Regions from separate parts of the Homo sapiens genome. Here region 2 is linked to region 1. The links are chromatin contacts, found by Hi-C in ENCODE. All regions are on one chromosome and are shown on one strand. Each heading gives the region's core, a stretch centred on a gene start or an enhancer-like site at or near the end of the contact. The rest is flanking DNA. Distances are from core to core; before and after follow the strand shown. Region 1 has its middle 26 kb from the start of LINC02871. Region 2 has its middle 180 kb from the start of LINC02871.

Evidence for each region. Hi-C counts contacts between places; a loop is a spot of excess contacts on that map. Pooled maps may share reads with other maps.
Region 2: a loop to region 1 is called in a map of mammary epithelial cell, with 4 times the contacts of the local background. The contact joins two enhancer-like sites. A Hi-C loop is called at or near these places in 4 of 168 maps with a recorded cell type or tissue (HCT116, PC-9, endothelial cell of umbilical vein and 1 more) and 2 of 50 pooled maps.

What each region holds. Positions count from the first base shown.
Region 1 is chr20:10,996,672-11,004,546 of GRCh38, reverse strand. No RefSeq gene overlaps it. Among named protein-coding and RNA genes, the nearest start is that of LINC02871, 26 kb to the left of the region's middle. Within about 2 kb of position 2,611, at least 8 of the 41 ENCODE cell types and tissues checked have a DNase peak (open chromatin) inside an H3K27ac peak, as active enhancers do; they include mammary epithelial cell, where a contact is called at or near this core.
Region 2 is chr20:11,200,693-11,208,567 of GRCh38, reverse strand. No RefSeq gene overlaps it. Among named protein-coding and RNA genes, the nearest start is that of LINC02871, 180 kb to the right of the region's middle. Within about 2 kb of position 3,252, at least 8 of the 41 ENCODE cell types and tissues checked have a DNase peak (open chromatin) inside an H3K27ac peak, as active enhancers do; they include mammary epithelial cell, where a contact is called at or near this core.

The sequences.
Region 1 (7,875 bases), core at 1,362-3,861:
GTGAGAACCTGTATCTAAATAATAATAATAATAATTAATGTTATATATTGTAATTTGTGAGACAGTTGTATACATCCATCAAGCTCATCAAACTCTATATTTAATATTTAATATTTTATTGTATATAAATTATACTTTAATAAGGTGATTTTAAATCTCATAATTAAATGGGTAGTCACCAAAGCTTTCCAGAACTTTGACAAGGAAATGAACAATGGATGATTTGTTGCTCCATGACTTCTCCTTCCCGCACTATGTTAGACATCAACTGAGGTTTCAGGAAGTGAGCCCTTCCATTCTCTATTTATCCTGTAATGGACAAACTGTGGAACACCTATCTCGACTTGTTGGTGTAGCAGTGGTAAGACAGCCTTCTTCTGAATTCTATGCTTTCCAGCCATAACCAGAGTTTTGTGTTATCATATATACTCAACAGAGGTCCATAATTAAGAATCCCTTGGGAGAAATTTCCAGAAAAAAACAAAAGGAAAGGAAAGAAAACCAAAACACTATTTTGAAGCCACCGTGCAAAAGAATACATCAAAAAAGGCAGTTAATAACTTTATTCAGAAAAATCAAGACAGAGAGATAGCCTGGTCTGGAAGGCATTCAGTTCAGAAACTTAAGATTAGAGACTTAATCGTTTTTCAAATATATACAAGGTGAGGGGATAAACATTCAATATATTTTGCAGTAGCTCTTCTGTCTTCCACTGGGAAAAAGAGAGCCCAGGCTTAAAGAAATTGCAGCTAATATTTCACATGGGTTTTTTTTATACCTGTTGTCTTGCAGTACAAGTTACCACCACTGAAAAACAGAAGAAAATGGAGAAAAAAAGAAGAAGAAGAAAAACCCAGAGATACTTCTTCCAAAATTTACAGTCTTACTATTTAAGACTGGCAAAAGCAATCTTTGATGAAAGAAGTTGATCCCAAACTGTAGCCTGTTTGAGAATTACCTGGAAGGCTTGTTAAAACCTGTTAAAAGCCCAGCCCCAGAATTTCTGGTTCAGTAAGTGTGCTTCTCTCAGAGGTCCTCAAGTGATGCTTATGTTGCTGATCCAGGGACCACACTTTACAAACCACCGTGGTAGGTTAATGGGCACTGGTTTCCCTAACACTAACTCCTCCATTCCTCCTCTTTCCAACCGAGATGGTAACAGGCCCTTCTTTGTAATAAAGATTAGGCAATAACTCCCTGATTTTGAGACACAGAAGGAATTGCTGAATATAGGAAGGGGGCCTGCCATTGTTGGAGACTTCTAGTTCTACAAGAAACAAGTTTGGCCTCTGAAGACAGACTGTAGATTTGTGAAGAGTATTCCTGCAGAAACCCCCTCTCCCAGCCACAATTCACCAAGAGGATGCCTTCTAATCTCCAAACCCTTGAATGATGTAAAGAATACAAAAACAGGGGAGGGGAGAAGGTCCCACTGTAGTGGGAATTCTGAATATTGCTGAGAAAATTGTGAAAGTAGATGGAGATTATCTGGGGAACTCACAGATGAAATTCTGGGTGGCTCCGTGCCAGAAAAAATAACCCATTACAATTAAAAACAAGTTAAATCAAACTGTCTGGGCTTAATTGAGCCTACTCTGAAAGTTTCTCTTCAACAAACATGGTGCTTTCAGTAGGTGAGAATGAAATTGTCCAGTCCCTTGAAACTAATTTAAACCCCCACCTCTTCCACCCTTCAGGCAAGGGATGCAAGGCTTTTTCTGAGTGAGTGGATGTTGCAAAGTGAAGAGGACAATTCCAGGGATTCAAAATATCACCCAACTCATACACAAGGCAATACCTACTTGTAGCCAACCAATATCAGACTTTGTTATAATTGCAAGGGCTAGTTCCATGGAGATGCTACAGAACTAGCAGCACATATGTGATTGCAAAACCTAGTGCTGACATTGTACTAACACACATACACACACAACTCTAGAGCAATGTCTGAAAACTAACTTGGGACAGTTGGGAAAATGGTTTCCAGAAAAATCTCAGGAGACCTGAAACATCTATGCAGATAATCAGTACCTACCACTTAAAAACTCATCTTATCCTTCTTGTTCACGTCTTATTTCTCTTTATTGTTTTCAAGTCCTGCTTTATATTAATCCAATGACATCTGTGCAAAGGAGTCAGAGGAGTCATAGGGAGTGAAAGGTGGCCAGGAAGACAGCAATGCTCAAAGGCCACTTGGACTTGGCTTGAGCCCACATCTCCCCTGAGGCCTCTATTCATGCCCATACTCCTTAGATTCTGAGCACATGCATGAACAGGCAGACAAACGCTAAAGGCCATAAATAAGCTAAGATTAATAAAATTTTTTAGAGGAAATGGAGAAGAGTGAGAGAAAGCTGCATGTCTTCAAAATCAGAGAAGCAAATAAACAGAACTGTTCTGCCAATGTTTGCTTTCCCCTCTGGCTGTCAGAGGTTGCAGCCCAGGCCTGAACTTGCCGGGACGAGGGTGGCTCTTGGTGGCTCAGCCTGTGTCCAGAGGATTTGTCGATTAGTCACAAACTTGGTCTCCCTGTGTGTCTGAGAAAGAGCCATGACTCATCTTGACAACTGTCAGTATATTACCTCAAATGGGCACAGGGAGAGATGAGCAACCTGGTGCCGGAAAAGAACACAAAAGGGCTGATGCCACTTCCTGCAGTATTTCAAGGTTTGGGCTAGAAGAGTTTATGTGGCAAGAATGCTAAGCTGGGAGCAGCCCCGCAGAAAATGACCGCGTCAGCACACTCAACATCCTGCCATTCAGACGTAAGAACGGGCGATGTTAGCTCAGAGGACATGAAATTTATTTCCATAAATAAAAATGTTATGTTTCTTCACATTATTCACTTTCCCCAAACAGAAATTCACACTTCAAAAAATTAGCTTTTGGTTTTAGAATTCAGTCAATTCTGCATACTCGACTCTAATATTATGATTTTTAAAAATGTACATCTACGACCCAGCAATTCCACACTTAGGAATATTCCCAAGAGAACTGCGTATATGTGTTCACTGGAAGATATGCATTAGAATGGCTCTAGCAGCATTATTCATAATAGCTCTAAATTGGAAATTCTCCAATTGCACATCAACAGTGGAACGGATAAATGATTAGTGTATATTCATGCCATTGAACTACTACACAGCAATGAGAATCTATAACCACATACAATGATATGGATGAATTCCATAAACACAGCTTTCAGGAAAAGAACCCAGACACTAGAGATTCACCTCATATAAAAATAAAAATAAGCAAAACTAACCTATTCTGCCAGAGGTCAGGAGAGAGATTACACTTGGTCAAGGTGGAAGGAGAGGAAAAGTTTCAGGAAGGAGGGGCTGAAAAAGCTGCTTCTAGTTCTCGATGTTGGTTATACATACATTCAGTTTGTAAAAGCCATCAAGCCATTTGCTTATGACAATGTCACTTCTCTGCATGTGTGTCATACTTCAATACAAAATAAGTACATTCATGCAAAACACCTATTCAGTTGTCTTTGTCAAGATTTGTAAACTAGAATGTGAATGTAGTAAGCAGTGCAAATAAATGCTGGGAAAATTTGCCACATAAACTATTCTGCTCCAATTGTCACATCAGTAAAATGGAGCAAAAGGACACGTAGCACACAGGGTTAGTTCCCTGCACAAATCATTGTCCTTTTAAGTGTCTCACACTGGCGAAGGAGCATCTTCTATCATAAGCTCCGGGAAGTGATGCATCTTTTTGCCATCCACAGAAAAAGGAAAGGACCATGTGGTATAGTATGTCTTCCTCCCAAGTTTTCCTAGGGAAAAAAAGCTACATTTATCATGAATGTCTCTTTCTTCCATCCTTAGATCCCACTCCAAAGATTAAACGTAATCAGGGGAGACATTCAATCAATAGAAAACTCATTTTGCCTAGATAAATAACAAATGGGTCAACTGAAACCCATAAATCATTGCTTAAGCCTCAGCCAAAATTGATCAGAGAAGTCTTTTCCCAAAAAGGAAAGCTTTCTTCTCTTTAAAGGGCAGCATGCTCTGGATAACAACAAAACTCTTTGACTAAACCTTCACATGAGGATGTGTTTCTGTAGAGATAGCCTAATGGAGTTGGTAAAAGGCCCACTATCCTTTGATAAGAAGTTCCAGGACTAGTGAATCACATGAATTATTTCAAGTCTCTATAATTAAAAATTCCACATAATTGAAGCATACCATTTTAAGCAAAAAAAAAATTTCACTTTAAACATGTTAAATGAAAATACCTCTAAATTATTTCAGGATTGATATTCATTTGCAAATATCACCTGGACATGAACCCCAAGGCATTAAGGACTTTTTGAGTTCAAAGCCTTAAAGGTGGCTAATCGAGCCAGGGCAGGAGGCAATCCTAAGGTTCTTTAGGCTATTTTAGCTCTTGAAATAAAATCAGTGAAAATCATAGATATAGTGGCCATGTCTTCCAATGCTGACCAATTATTGCCATAATAAGTAGCTATAAAGAAATATAAGAGGTTGTCAACTCCCACATTTTCCTTCTATAGGTGAAACAGAAGCTAATTGGTGAGCTATCCAAGATCATTCAGTAACGGGTGGCAGAGCAAGAATTAGAGCAAGGTTTCCTAACCTCCAAATTAGCCTCCATTCTGCCATAAGACATGGTCTTTCCCATGAGTCTATGAAATATTTTCCTGGACCCAGAGTGCAGAGCAGGTGTTCCCCTCAGCCTGCACTGTGGGGTAAAGAAAGAATAATGCTGGCAGAACTGGCAGAAGTGGACAGGGGGAGAACCACTATACCCCCAGACAGAAAACCAATGCAATTCTCAGACACATAGACCTCTTCATTTAATGAAAATGGATATTTCATGAACTTAGCAAATAACTGGTTTTAAAAATCAAAGAGTTTAATTTTTAAAATTTTTATATCTCAGCCTTGGGATTCTGATATGTAAAAATCCAAGAATCTTCAAAGATAGAAAACATGTACAGATATCATTAAAATGGCAGAACTCAGAATACAGAATCATGGAGCAGTGATCTCCACCAGCCCCTCAGCTAACTGCAGCTGCAAGCATGATTCTCATGCTCTCTTGAACCTAGTGTTCAACTAGTGACCCAACTTCCTCACTCATGGGGAAGGGCCATCAGCAAAAGGCACTCAGGCATGGGGGTCTGAGAAAAGATCCCACAAACTCAAAGTCATGTGAGAGACATTTCATGAAAGGATTAGGTGGGTTACCCCTGGCTTTCTTCCCCAGAGTTTATCAAGACTGATAATAAAGTAAATGCATTGTAAGCCACACATACAAGTTGTGGAGTGGAGGAAACAGAGTGACTTTTTTGTGTGTCCTGTTTTATAGGCTTTAATTAAATTATTTGTGGCCTTGGATTGGGAGCAGGACTTTGCGATTATTTTTTAATAGAATGAAAATTTATGTTGGGGCCTCTTTGTCAAAAATCACTCCTGCTGATAAATAACATGCCACACAATAATAAACTCAACATGTTCCTTTAAATTTCTACCAAGACAGACAACTTATTGGTACTTAGAAACCTCCCTGTCTTGGCTTGAACCAGGTTTATTTGATATTACACTAATTATACTACAATAAAAGAGCAGAGGCTAACTGCTGCAATAAAGTACAATTTGTGTTCAGAAACTGTATTTTTAGTTAGCATTGTCCCCACAAGGCTTATTTTTCAGAAGGAGTCTCCTGAATCATCCCATAAAATGTATTAAAGTTTTATTTTAAATTATTTTAAAGTTTCTTAAATCTTATTTTACCTATTAGCTAGTGGTGTATCCCAAACCATCCCAAAACGTAGTGTCTTTAAACAACAACTATTTATCTAGCTTACAATTCTGCAGATCAGCAATTTAGGCTGGACTCAGCTGGATGTTTCTTCTTGTCTTGGCTGGGCACCGTTATGTGTCTGTGGTCCCTGTGGTAGTCTAGGCAATGGTGAGACTGGAAGTTGACTGTCTGTTGGCCGAGGCAATGGAGGTTATTGGGCCGTGGGTCTCTCATCCTCCAGTGGACTAACCAAGAGGGAACAGAATCTTTCAAGACTTCTTGAGGCCTAGACTTAGAATAGGCACATCATCACTTCTCCCACATTCTATGGTTAAAGAGAATCATAAGGCCAGTCCAGAGACAAGGCTAGGGAATTAGATTCTATCTCTTCAAACGAGCAGCCACAAAGTCTCAATTACCAAGAGTGTAGATGCAGAGACGGCTATCAATAGGGACCAAAAATGCAATTAATATTTCACATTTTAGTCTCAGACAATATTCTTTTTTCCACTAATTATATAGTTACTTAAGTAGTATTGAAAATAAGTTATCAGCAGAACCAGTTCACTAGTACATTTTTCAAGGATTTTCCATCTTCCATCTATAGGTGGGCATATAACCATAATCAAGTTACGATTTTATATTGAAATCAAAACCGTTTTTCCTAGAAGCATTACCTCAGCAGACCTGAGACTACTGAGAGTAGAAAAGGATTGTCTTCATGGCATCTGCTAGAGAGCACTTAGTAGTCACTCCATAAATGTTGATTAGTTTTTTTACATAAGTGGCAAACTCCTCTACAGGAAGGAACTCACCTCTCTTCACATCCTATTTTCCACTAGTATTTTCCTAACATTTCTTCTTCTCTAAATGCATGTATTAGTAGCTTATCTTTTAATAGCATGTATTAAAAGCTAATCTGTTTTATTCACTCATGTAGTAAATACATTATATTACACAAGTGCATTATACATACACAAATCTTTTGTCTTCTTGGTCTTTTTTGTGCTATCAAACACTTTGTTCTGACACTAACTTCTTTCATGTCACTCTTTCATCAGGCCTGCATATCTCCCCTATAGCCTTAAGTTCAGGGAGTCTTAAACCTGGGCTGCAAACTGATATCACTTGAGGTGATTTAAAAAAATGCTGGCCAGGTGCAGCGGCTCACGCCTGTAATCCCAGCACTTTGGGAGGCCGAGGAGGGCGGATCACGAGGTCAAGAGATCGAGACCATCCTGGCCAACATGGTGAAACCCCATCTATACTAAAAATACAAAAATTAACTGCGCATGGTGGCAGGCGCCTGTAGTCCCAGCTACTGGGGAGGCTGAGGCAAGAAAATCGCTTGAACCTGAGAGGCAGAGGTTATAGTGAACCGAGATTGCACCATTGCACTCCAACCTGGTGACAGAGTGAGACTCCATCTCAAATAAATAAATAAATAAATAAATAAATAAATACTGATGCCTGCGCCCCAAACCCAACTCTCCGGTTCAATTGGTCTGGGATGTGGCCTAAAGGTTTTTAGGCCTCCCCAAGAGACTGCAATGTGCAGCCAGTGTCCAGAACCATCAACTTTTTCTTATACATCATCATTCACTTAAGAAAGACTTTGATGACACCACCCCCACCTCTCACCCTCAAACCCACTTCTTGTCATGTGCTCTGGTATCACACTTCTTTTCTTTCTGGAAATTATCGAATGTGATAGCTGAGATCTTGTGTGTATTTAAGTCTTTATTTGGCTGTTTATTTCCCAAGGAATACTTTACCTTTTGTTCTGCATGGTAACACCTACAAGTACAATGGTAGTTAGCACATAGGAGTCATCCAAAAATCACCTATTCAATGCATTATTCTAATGCACCGTAAGAACCCAATTTATGAATTATAGCTTAAATTTAAGGAGCTAGGGCAGGTGTCCTCAAATTTTATCCTGAGTAAGAATAATCTGAAACAGCCACCCCCAACCTTTTTGGCACCAGGGGCCAGTTTCATAGAAGACAATTTTTTCACGGACGGGGTTGGGGGAAGGGGGAGGTGGTTTCAGGATGAAATTGTTCTAGCTCAGGTCATCAGGCATTAGAT
Region 2 (7,875 bases), core at 2,003-4,502, 200 kb before region 1:
GTTGAATACATAACAATTGTCTTAATAAAAGAATCAAACTATCAACCCAGAATCAAGAGTGCTGGCTCAATTTCTACCTCACCACCGACTAATTATGAATCACTGGATGTCATTTACCTCACCAGAGCTCAGTTTACGCATCTGTAAAGAAATGGGTTGACCAGATCTCCAGTGAGATGCCTCATACTTCTAACATTCCACAAGCCCTGAACCAGAAATCTCTGAGATCCCATTTATTTTAGGATCCCAGGAGTCAAAGGGAACCAATGATCTTATCTAAGCCACTCAAGACTACAATATGGGGGGTATTCTTAATTGGTCTAATTTGCAATGAATCATCATTAAGCCTCTAGGCAATGTAGCTGCAGACTGTGATTCTTCCTCTAGTGGTTAAGACTCATTTTATTCCTGAAAGCTTTTTAAAATATTATCTTCCTTACTGCTGCAAATAATGACAGCAGAGTCTCAGACAGGCTGATTCATAGCTACTGTTTCTCAGCCTCGTAAGTACAGACGACAATCGACACAGGCCTTCTTGCCTTTAGCTTTCTTGCTGCCAGCAGACTGTCTGGACTTTGCCCGGGCCGACATTGGGCATTAATGAATGCCGCATTCACTCCACTGGATATCCGAAGTGACTAATGCATGGAATATTTGGGCTGCCTTCAGTACATTCAATGTCCTCTTATGCCATCTACCCATTTTCCTCGTATTAGGCTGGAAACAAGAATAACTCATAAAATACAGCAAGGCCAAAAGGAATTTAGTGGCAGGGAGGAGAGAAAGTCTAAAGGCCTGCTTGGTCCTGTACACCATCTATATACTGATGACTTGTCAGTAGAAAGTTTGGGTGAATTGTGTTTCCTCTGAGCCGATCCTTTCATGAAGTCTTGCAAATTATTAAAATACCTATAAGCTAATTATTTATTTTGAGAATAAAGGGCTGCCCTTGATGCCTTAAATCAGCTCTTGACAAAGCATGACCCATGGGATAAATTCAGCCTGTAGACTATTTTAGTAAACAATATTTTATTGGAATACAGCCACACTCACTTGTTTATACTTTATCCATACCTGTTTTTGCTCTAAAATGGTAGAGTTGACTAGTTGCAACAGAGACTGTATGAACTGCAGAAGCTAAAATATTTATGATCTAACTGATCATTGTTTTATACTTTATATATGTCATTTGGTATAGACATATTTTTTATTCACTTATTTCTTGCTTTCTTCATGCAATCAATTAATTATAGGTATTTAATAATGAAAGCAATTAAGTAAATATTAAAGAAACAATACAATAAGAAACAACAAATTAAGTTTCTGTCCTTTTAAAACATACCTAAATATCGATAGTCATCTTATTGCAATCATTTATCTACAAAATCTTTTAGAACTTCACTCTTATGTTCTTATATGCTTGGCCTTCAGGGAAAAAAAAGAGAATTATGTACATGACCTGCTCATGTGCTCCACTATATTATGCCAATCAAATAAAATATACATAAATGGTAAAAATCACCCAATCTAAAGCTAAAGAGAACCATTATTTCTGGTCCTTCCTTTCTAGTCAATGTCATAAAACTAGAGTTGGTGATAAATCTAAGTTTTATAATATGCAGGAATCTTTCCTATTAAGCTATCATAATAATATATGCATATATATGTAAATGCACATATAAACAACCCATAAACATGAATATTTGTGGTATATTTCTAAATGTTTCAACATGTTAGGTATTTTGCAATTTTTCTCTCTTAGGATAACTGTTGCCAGAATATGTTTTCTCTTTTTGTAGTCTTAGCATGGACAAAACAAGTAAATACATGAGAGGTTTGGTCTGGGATTTACTCACTTAAGGGGGAAGAAAAGATTCTAGTTGTAATTAAGTTTTAAGGCAGGTGGAAAATATACCCTTGTTCAACCATCTCAATCCTGGGCACTTCTACCCTGAAGCTGTGATGTACATTGAAATCAAAATATGGTTGATTTTGAAGTAAACATTTTTTTTCCTAGCACACAACAGCAAATCTGACACTTAAATATGTGAAAAACAGAAGCCAGAACAAATTCAAAATAAATATGAGTTACTAACAGTTATAGATTAGGGAGTTCTGTTTCCACAAATCCTTAGCAAGGAGTATGCTCACAAAGCATGTAATTACACTAACAACTAACATGATAGATTTCTTAGACTCAAGATCACACAACAAAGTAATAATAATAACAATACTTATATCTCTGGGGCACTGCTTTTCTACTGTTGGGATCTAAAATTCCTAAGTCAATATCTTATTTATTTGCTGAGAACCAACCCTTTCACTTTTCTAAATTATTCCATATTAGGATTTCATGAACTAGTAGATCAGGTTACTACTCCTTATAGAAAGCTGCTGGAAAGTGCTAACTAAAGTGCTGGAATTTTAATGCCATATTTTAGTGGAGTAAGTGCATGGTAGAGGAAGATTAATTAGGTTTAAGACAGAAGGAGAGTCCAATTTAATTTTGCCCCATTACTCAACTTGCCTGGAAATTATACTTAGTGTGTGGGATTCTTCCCCCGAGGGGAATAGCGCAGAGCCTCCTTCCTACCCTGTCAAGCACAGGAAGCTGTGTAGTCTTTCTGTGCTCATTCTGTTCTATGCCCGCAGAGGTCTGTTTGTGCCAGGACAGCTTTGCAAGGCAGTGGAAATCCTTTTCTGGCACAAGATTTGCAAGATGTGGAATGGGCCTGTATGGTTAAGATACGTTAGCATGAAAATCCAGCTTTGACTGAAAAGTCTCAAAGAGGCTTAGGCTCCAATTCTGTGTCAGGAGGGAGAAGCAGAGAGAAATATATTGTCACATTCCAGTTATTTCCAAGTAGATTCTTGCCTTTGCAATTCCAGTTTAGCCAAAGAACTTCCAGAGCTGAATAAGGAAATGCTCCAGAAGAAACACTATGCCAAAAATGCACCTTCCTTCTTCCCCTCTCAAGTTCCATGTTTATTAGCCCTGGAAAAGCCCTCTTTTTACCTATTGAAATTCTTTAAGCCCCAACTCTAACTCATTAATCCTTCCTTAGTCCTTTTCAATATCTCGCCTTTAAATTCTTAGAGTATACAGCCTGTGCCACAGAACTTGGCAGTGAAACTCCACAGCTTTACACCTTCCAACCTGCAGACTTTGAAAGACAGAAGCAAAACTCTGTGTGAGGTCAGACTCATCAACTGTGCCTACCAACAGAGGGCGTAGCAGTTGGGAAAGTGATCTTACGAACCAACTTCCTAGTATTTGCTGGAGGATATTCTAGGGTTTGTCACTGTTCTTAGCCTGTCTCTCATAGTAGAGCACAAGCTTTTGAGACCTGGAAGTAATCTTTGTTAATAACTCGATTGTGTTATGATCTACAGTTTCACTTCTGGTCTCCTTTCCCTTCCAATGCTTTTAAGTCCTCTGTGCTAACTCTAATGCCAGGTGTCACCCATAGGCACAGTTCCTGAGCTAGTCTGAAGAACCCTGGAAACACTATGGTTCCTTGACAATAAGATGCCTTAAACTTTAAGATAAACTATCAACCTAGTAATAATGAAAAATAGCATTGCATTAAGTGTGCTTATTGATTATAAAATGAACTTCAATTTTTAAAATATTCTGTTGTGTGTGTGAGAGTTTTTTTTTTTTTAATGGTCACCATAGAACTGATAAATAAGGCCTATCAGGAACATCACCACCAAATCCAGTGAAACTTGGAACTGAGTTGCTTTGATCACAGATGGACTTGTGGTCGTGAGTCCCCAGGGTGGTAATAATTCTACCTGCTGAAATGTGAGGCCTTGTCTCAAGCATTACAATGGACTATTGGGGTTTTACTATTATTAATACTGCTTCCCTATAAAGCTAGATTTTCTCTTTGAATCCTGACTTGATTTAGTGAAGTTTTGTGCCTTTTCAGCTTGCCATGATCTTGTTCTTTTTTCCCTACTGGTTCTGTATTTTCCTCTTATAGGATTAAGATAATTTATGCAAATGGGCTAGAGTCCCCAAAATATAAAAAGACTTTTACACAATCATCTCTAAAGATTTCATTGTATTTCATAGTATATTTCTATCACTTATTTAATTAATGTCTTTGTTGCTGGACATTTATAGTATATGCCCAAATATAAACAAAATGAAATAAAAATAGATTTCTCATTTTTCAAAAAAGTGGATTAAAAAAAAACGATGTTTTGGCCCACTTGTCTCCATTTTTTTAGCTGTTCATCAATAGTTTCACACTTGATTTGGCCCAGTTTTCTTTTTTGAGTAAGTAACTATGTGGAATGTGTTTGTATGTCAAGGTCGCTGTTGTTATTGTTTGCATTTAGGCATAATTCCTTTGCAAACTTACCGAGAATTGAGACTACGAAGTAAAAGTATATGAATATATTTAAGGCCTTTTACAATTGTTTCTAAAATTTAAACCACTGTAGGTTCCCATTAAGTGTATATAAAAGTAGTAAGATGAGTCACGTTATATTTTTCTAAGATTGTTTTCAAGTTTTTTCTGAAATTTCCATTTTATTTGCAAGAGTGTTCGTAATATCTTAACAATGTCTGCATTATGTGTGTGATGGCCTCCTTGTCTTCCTGATTTTGATTATTTGGGCTTTCTTTTTTTTCCTTTTCTTAAAATTAATTTTCTAGATGTTTTAAAATTTTGTGTTTTCAATGAACCAAATTTTGGCAATGTTTATCTTCTCTGCCCTATTTTTATCATTTGAACTACTTTATTCTACTTTGTGAAAGTTTAGTAACTCCTTGTAATGAATGCAGATATCATTTGAATATTTGTCCTCCCCCACATTTCATGTTGAATTGTAATCCCCAATGTTGGAGGAGGGGCCTGGTGGGAGGTGACTGGATCATGGGAGTGGGACCCACATGACTTGGTGCTGTCCTCGTGATAATGAGATCTCCTGAGATCTGGTCATTTAAGTGTGTGGTGGCTCCGACTTCTCTTGCTCCTCCTCCTATCATGTAAGACACCTGCTCCCCCACCGCCTTCCACCATGATTGTAAGCTTCCTAAGGCCTCCCCAAAAGCAGATGCTGTGCTATGCTTCCTGTACAACCTGTAGAACTGTGAGCCAATTAAACCTCTTTGCTTATAAATTACCCAGTTCCTGGTATTTCTTTATAGCAGTGCAAGAACAGACTAATACAAATACCTAGTTTGTGCATTTCAGCCTCTTTTTTACTGTATTGATTTTTCCTTGCAATTCTATTAACTACTGAGCAAGATAATATGCTAAAATTCTGAGTGGTTATTTTTGATTCATTTGTTCTTTCAATTCCTGAAACAGATGTGTTAAAAGTTTCTTATATGAGTGTAGTTTTGCCTATATATTCTTTTGATTCTCTTATTGTCCACGTCTTCTTGTGGTTCCATCAATTTTTGATTTATATGCTGTGAATCTCTATCATTAGGTGCATGGATATGTAAAATCATTACATCTTCTTGTGAGTTGAAGTTGTTATCATTATAAAGTGACTATACCTTTTGCCTTAAATCTATTATGTTTAGTATTACTATTGCAACACTACCTTTCCTTTGTTTTACACTCAAATAATACATATTTGTCCAAGCTTCTACTTCTGTTTTATTTTTATTGTTAGCTCCAGGGACACATAGGATGTATACTACACAACTTCAGGGAACACCACCCTCATAAACTAGAACATGAATTCCCCACTTCCAGTGATTATGGATGTACCGGATTTCACAGGAATTTTCCTTAATCCAAGCTAATATTCTTTACTTTTAATTATTCAGTCTATTTGCATTTAAATCAGTCTATTTGCATTTCAATGATTACTAACACGTTTGTGTTTAAAATATACCCTCTTGATTTTTATTTTTCTCTAACTATTCTATTGTATTTCCTTTCCCTCTTGTAATATTTCAGTTTGAATGTTTTTATTCTAATTTTTAAATATTAATTTGAAAATCATACAAGTTAAAACATTAGTATACATCAAAGTAGAAAATTAATCAATACTTCAATTTTCCCTTAGAAAAGACAAGGTCCTTAGAACATTTCAACTCATTTTTATCACATTCAAGTAAATCTGTTAATGTTGTTTTGGATTTAAATTCTGTCTTAATCTTTAATACCTTATTATCATGTTTAATTATTGTTATTTTGTACATTTTATTAGACTTACCCACATATTCACTTTGTTCTCTCTTCTTCATTCCCTGTTCACTTTGGATCTTCTCTCTGGATTCAACTTGATTCTGCCTCAAGAACATTCTTTACTATTTCTTTTAGTGTAGGTTTGCTGGTGGCAAATCCTCTCGCTTTTTGTTTGCCTGAAAATAATCTAAATTTCTTCTTCACATGGAAGGTAACTTTCACGGGATATAGATTTTCAGGATGACATTTACCTTCTTCAGCACATTAAAGTCACCATTCCATTGCTATTGGCATTCACTGTTGCTATTAAGTTAGCTGTCAGTCATTTCTTTAAAGATAATCTGTTTTTCTTTTGTCTATTTTCAGGATTTTTCTTCTTCATTAGAATTCTGCAGTTTCATGATAGAATGATTAGGTGTAAATGTCTTTCTATTTACCCTTTTAGAGATTTATTAGCTTTTTTTAAAATCTCTAGATTCTGTCCTTAATCAGTTCTAGAAAATTTTTATTTATTTTCTATTCAAATATTATCTCTCCATTATACTTTTATTCTCTCCTTTATGGAATCAAATTAAGGGTATATTCGTTCTTCTCAATCTATCCTTTTTGCCTCTTGACCTTCTGTATTCCATCCACTGTCTCTCCATGCAACATCCTAAATAATTTATTCTAACGTTTCTTGCAGTTCTAATTCTTTCTTGGATTGTATCTAATATGCATTTAAACTTATACTTTAAACTTTTAATTATTATATTTTTTATTTCTAGAAATAACACTTTTTAATTTTTAAAAGGAGTAACCAATGGGATAGAAATATTACTTTGAAAAATATGCTAGATCACTTAAACTTTTCTATTCTCTGTAAACATTTTCAAATGTGGCTTTAAATCTTTAAATCTAGCAAACAGATTGTTCTATAATGTGTCTACTAATTCTAGAATGTGACAATCTTGGAATTTGTTTTCTTTTCTTTCACTCTTCATTTTTATTTTCAGTTTTCTGCTGGTTCTTGCTCACAGTTCCTTGTTTCCGTGGGTACTTGGAATTATTTGACGTTGTGTTTCTCATTTTATTTGAAAATTATTTTTTAGAAGTATTTTAAGGCTATGACAATGTTATCCTTCTTTAGTCAAAATGAGTATTATTTCTTTCATCTACTCATTGTTACTACCAATGCTGATACTACTCTAAATTAAAATTAACTCTGTGTGTGTGTGTGTGTGTGTGTGTGTGTGTGTGTTTTCTTTTTTTCTAAAGAGGCACCAAGGAATTGCAAATTTGTTGGCAAATCCATCTAAGTTCCACCTTATTTCTTCTTCACTTTTGTTCTGATGGTACAATCCTTTAACGCCTAACTGAAGTTGATGATTCCTCAGCCTTAGAAGGCTCTGAGTTTAATTTATTTCTCTTTTTTCTCCTCAAGGCTAAAGTTCCCAAAACCAGTGTTCACATTTCTCAGTTTTGACAATTGTCTTTATGGTAAAATCAAACTTTGTTTTCTATCTTTTGAGTTGCATCTTTCTCTACAATTTCTATCTTATGAGTTATTTAACACTTCATATTAATCCTTTAAAAATATTTTATTCAGAATTTTAAAATTATTTTTAGCAGAGAGATTAATATGAATAACCTAACTTTCAGTAGAGGTACTCCAATTAAGCTCTTCACAAGTTAACAGCTTTACTCCTTTTCTTCTTTCCTATAAGTGACCTTT